Regions from separate parts of the Homo sapiens genome. Here region 2 is linked to region 1. Evidence: read pairs that join two places in POLR2A ChIA-PET (ENCODE). Cell type or tissue: Panc1. All regions are shown on one strand.

Region 1 (2,500 bases):
AGAGACAGGTTTTTACCATGTTGGCCAGGCTGCTCTCAAACTCCCAACCTCAGGTGATCCACCCACCTTGGCCTCCCAAAGTGCTGGGAGGCGTGAGCCATCGTGCCTGGCCTATTTACTTTTTTATTTTTTTGAGGTGGAGTCTCACTCTGTCACCCAGGCTGGAGTGCAGTGGTACAACTGTGGCTCACTGCAGCCTCAAACCCTTGGGCTCAAGCAATCCTCCCACCTCAGCTTCCTGAGGAGTGGGACCACAGGCGCACACCACTATGCCCGGCTAATTTTTTTTATTATTTGTACAGACAGGGTCTTCCTTATGTTGTCCAGCCTGGTCTCGAACTCCTGGGCTCGAGCAGTTCTCCTGCCTGGGCCTCCCAAAGTGCTGAGATTACAGGCATGAACCACTGTGCCCAGCCACAAGTTTGTTTTGAAGCAGGAGCAGTTCTTTCTTTTTTTTTTTTTTTAAATAGCCCAGAGGTCCTTTATTTTATTTTATTTTTTAACATCTATTATGCCATGAATTCATAGGGAATAGGTTCCAGCAGCTCAGGCTCCTTCCCATTGGTTCTCACAAAGTGTGCTTCTCTGGGTGGAGCAGGCTGGCGCTTGAGTTGAACCCAGGTCCCTTGCTCTTTGGCTTCTTTCTTTTTCTGATCATTTTCCTTCACGCGTTTCAGGAAGCTATCTTGGCTCTTAGAGTGCTTAATGTGCTCCATACGCACATTATTTCTCTTGGCAAGAATCTTGCCCTTGTTTGTTTACAACAATGCCAACAGCATGCTGGGTAACATTGTAGACTTCCACTTTTGCCATGGTAACACTTGTGGGGCATTCCTTTTTGAACAGTACGCATTCCTTTGATGTCTACAATATCACCTTTCTTTTTTTTATTTTTATTTTATTATTATTATACTTTAAGTTTTAGGGTACATGTGCACATTGTGCAGGTTAGTTACATATGTATACATGTGCCATGCTGGTGTGCTGCACCCATTAACTCGTCATTTAGCATTAGGTATATCTCCTAATGCTATCCCTCTCCTCTCCCCCCACCCCACAACAGTCCCCAGAGTGTGATGTTCCCCTTACTGTGTCCATGTGTTCTCATTGTTCAATTCCCACCTATGAGTGAGAACATGCGGTGTTTGGTTTTTTGTCCTTGCGATAGTTTACTGAGAATGATGATTCCCAATTTCATCCATGTCCCTACAAAGGACATGAACTCATCATTTTTTATGGCTGCAATATCACCTTTCTTATAGATTTGCATATATGTGGCCAAAGGAGCAACTCCATTTTTTCTAAAAGGCCTAGAGAACATATATCGGGTGCCTCTCCTCTTTCGCTTTGTGTTCGTCATTTTGGCGAATTACTGGAAGATGGCGGTTCCGGCCGAAAGGCGAAGCAGGAACATTTCTGTTAGAAAAATAAAGTGAGGTCCAAGAGTGGTGGCTCACGCCTGTAATCCCAACACTTTGGGAAGCTGAGGTGGGCAGATCACTTGAGCCCAGGAGTTCAAGACCAGCCTGGGCAACATGGCAAAACCCTGTCTCCACAAAAAATACAAAAAAAAATAGCCTGTTTGGTGGTGTGCACCTGTAGTTTCAGCTACCCAGGAGGTTGAGGTGGGAAGATCCCCTAGCCCGGGAGGTCAAGGTTGCAGTGAGCCATGATGGTGCCACTGCACTCTAGCCTGGATGACAGAGTGAGACCCTGTCTCAAAAAAAAAAAAAAAAGTATTTTCTAAGAAAAGCAATAATGAACTTGGTGAACAGCCTTAATGACTGCATATTAGATTGGCTGTCTCATTATTGCAACATATTAGGCATCAAATCACTCTGGTAATATAAGTCAGCCAGGTAAGTTTCTTTGCCAGACTTCCTTCAAGAGAACTCTTAGAGTCAAAGAGAAGCTAAAGCAAAGAAGTTGCTGGTGGAAATGATGGAATGTAGTACCTAGTTACTAGTAGGGACCACAAACGATTAAGCTATAGAGTGATGTTCATCTCTTTATTTTAACCTTCTCTTCTTCCAGGTTGGTGGCACTAAGGCTGGTGTAGTCCGGTTTCTTGGGGAGACCGACTTTGCCAAGGGGGAGTGGTGTGGCGTGGAGTTAGATGAGCCACTTGGGAAGAATGATGGCGCTGTTGCTGGAACAAGGTTTGTTTGGCGTTGTGCAACATCTTGTGTCACTCTTGTACGTGACGATGCTCAGGCCAGTCTCACCAAGCGTGTATCATAACATGGAAAGTTGTGTTTGGAAGAGTGGCACTTTTATTTCCTAAGACCCATCTGCTAATTTTTTTTCCCCACACTAAAATTGGGGCTGTTCTTTTTGACTGTCTCCTTAGTAATACATGTAGTATGTCTGAGTAGATTCTGAACAAGCATTCTGTTTATTTTTCAAAATAGGAAATACCATGTTATCTGTCTGGCTTCTCTCCCTTTTGATAGGAGTTGACTTCTGAAAGAATACCTGGGCGTCTGGGGAGGGGGCGGGG
Region 2 (2,500 bases), 120 kb before region 1:
ATTAATTGTGTGCCCAAAGAAATCTGAGAAGTTTTACTATGTGAATATTAGATCACGCATTTATGTTTTAAAAAAAAGAGAGAGAGAGAGAGGAGAATCAGAGTTATGATTTCTGGGTCTTTTTTTTTTTTATTAAAAATTAAGGTAAGTAGTATTTCTCAAATAAGGAACTTTAGCTGTTTATCCTCAGGCTTTGGAGAACAGTGTTCTGATTGATTACGTTTTTTATTGCCTTTGGTTTTTATGTATTCTGTACAATTTTTAAAGATTCAGCAAACAAAATACATTTAACAATAAAATTCATACTGAATATTATTTTTGATTCAAGGAAACTTTTGTAGTGGCTTGAGGTCTGTGAGGGTTATATTATCAATATTGACCAGTAATGTAAAACTATATATTTTTGATCTTTCTGGTTATCTGCCTTGCCAGTTTAAAGTGTTGAAAGCGGCATAATTAATACTGGTTAAAAAAGAAGTTGTAGTGCATGCTAGTGCTTCAGAAGAAGCTCTCCTTTTACATCTTCCATTCTCCCACATGAAATGTCGTTCATAAACATTCTTAGCTTAATTTCTAAACTTACTAACTTCCATTTAAACTGGTTAAAAATTGGTTACCGGTTGTAATATGTGTTTTTCTTTGTATTAGCCATCCAGTATTGTGCTAGAGGAGGACCACAAAGTGGAAGAGTCCTGTGCCATTAAAAACAACAAGGAAGCTTTCAGTGTAAGTTTGGACATTTCAGTTTTGAATTCAGCCAATAGGTGTTTCCTATCCTATGTCAACTGGGTGGCGTTTAAAAGATAAAGTAGTATAGTCATATGTCTTCACTTGATAACAGCATCTTTTTGTGGTAAATAGCAGTTTGGACTTTAGCCTCAGTTTGCTGTTTAATAATGATTGCGTTGTGACCTGGGGCACAGTAAACATACTTTGGAGAACTTTGTTTTTGTATTGACCAACCACTGTGTTTATTCAAGAAGTTGGATGAAGATATAGAAAGCATGCTTGTTGAACTTATACATGGCTAAAGCTGAGAGGGATAGATAGCTAATGTAACAGATGGCAAATTTGGAATTTAAAGTGTTGACAGTCTCAAATGGTGGGTGAAAAACAGAAGAAGTTAACAGGGATGACCTACATTTAGGCTACAGCCTTTCAATACCTGTGCAAAATTCGTTAGTGTTAATACAATGTAGTAGTATGATTTTGCAGCTTATAATTTTTTTTTTTTTTTTTTTGAAACGGAGTCTTGCCCTGTCGTCCAGGCTGGAGTGCAATGGTGCAATCTCGGCTCACTGCAACCTCCGCCTCCCGGGTTCAAGCAATTCTCCTGCCTCAGCTTCCCGAGTAGCTGGGATTACAGGCACCCGCCACCACGCCCAGCTAATTTTTGTATTTTTAGTAGGGACAGGGTTTCACCATGTTGGCCAGGCTGGTCTCGAACTCCTGACTTTGTGATCCACCCTCCTTGGCCTCCCAGAGTGTTGGGATTACAGATGTGAGCCACTGTGCCCAGCGCAGCATATAATATTTTAAAAGGTAATGTAATAGTGGATTCTATAATATTGAAGGAAAACTGGTTTTCATGTTTATGTAGTATTATCCCATATTAGTATACCACAATTTTAGGCTGGGTGCAGTGGCTCACATCTGTAATCCCCAGTGTTCTGGGAGGCCAAGGTGGAAGGATTACCTGAGTCCAGGAGTTCCAGACTAGCCTGGGCAACATAGCCAGAACTCATCTCTATGAAAAATTCTTAAGAAATTAGCCAAGTGTGGCTGGGCGAAGTGGCTCACACCTGTAATCCCAGGACTTTGGGAGGCTGAGGCCGATGGATCACTTGAGGTCAGGAGTTCGAGACCAGCCTGGCTGTCATGGCGAAACCTTGTCTCTACTGAAAATACAAAAATTAGCCAAGTGTGGTGGTGCACACCTGTAGTCCCAGCTACTCGGGAGACTGAGTCACGGAAATTGCTTTGAACCCAAGAGACTGAGGCTGCAGTGAGCCGAGATTTGCCACTGCACTCCAGCCTGGACAACAGAGTGAGACTCTGTCTCAAAAAAAAAAAAAATTAGCCAAGTGTGGTGGCATGGACCTGTAGTCCCAGCTACTCAGGAGGCTGAAGTGGGAGGACTGCTTGAGGTCAAGGCTGCAGTGAGCCATGATTGTGCCACTGCACTCCAGTCTAGGTGACAGAGCAAGACCCTGTCTCAGAAAACAAACAAACAAACAAAATATATATATATATGTATGTATAGATACATATGTGTATATAAAAAAGAAAGAGATATGGGCCTACTGGGATGATGAAGAGCCCACAGACTTTATTGAAAGAAAAATTTACAAAGGATGTCGCATCTCTACAAATAGGATAAAGGTTGTTATTTGTAAAAGACTAAAACTTATTTTAAATCACCCTTTAAAGTGCCAAGTGGCAGAATTAAGACCAGTGATTGAATTGAGTACAAGAAGGTACATTTCAACTCAACCTTTAG

What was found. ChIA-PET counts read pairs that join two places held together with the same protein. Peaks named below come from ENCODE experiments on the same cell type or tissue, not always from the same donor. Only the 100,000 strongest peaks of a DNase experiment are listed, where the experiment ranks them.
Region 2: POLR2A ChIA-PET joins it to region 1 with 5 read pairs; 6 of 35 experiments call an interaction of 5 or more read pairs at or near these places.

The regions. Positions count from the first base shown.
Region 1 is chr12:122,363,642-122,366,141 of GRCh38, reverse strand. CLIP1 (CAP-Gly domain containing linker protein 1) reads left to right here. Exons shown (of 26, transcript NM_001247997.2): 4 at 2,035-2,159. It also overlaps the pseudogene RPL21P1. Among named protein-coding and RNA genes, the nearest start is that of CLIP1-AS1, 31 kb to the left of the region's middle. In Panc1, no CTCF peak of the experiment used is centred here; no DNase peak of the experiment used is centred here; H3K27ac peaks cover 428 bases.
Region 2 is chr12:122,487,612-122,490,111 of GRCh38, reverse strand. It overlaps ZCCHC8 (zinc finger CCHC-type containing 8), which reads left to right. Exons shown (of 14, transcript NM_017612.5): 5 at 649-726. Among named protein-coding and RNA genes, the nearest start is that of ZCCHC8, 12 kb to the left of the region's middle. In Panc1, no CTCF peak of the experiment used is centred here; no DNase peak of the experiment used is centred here.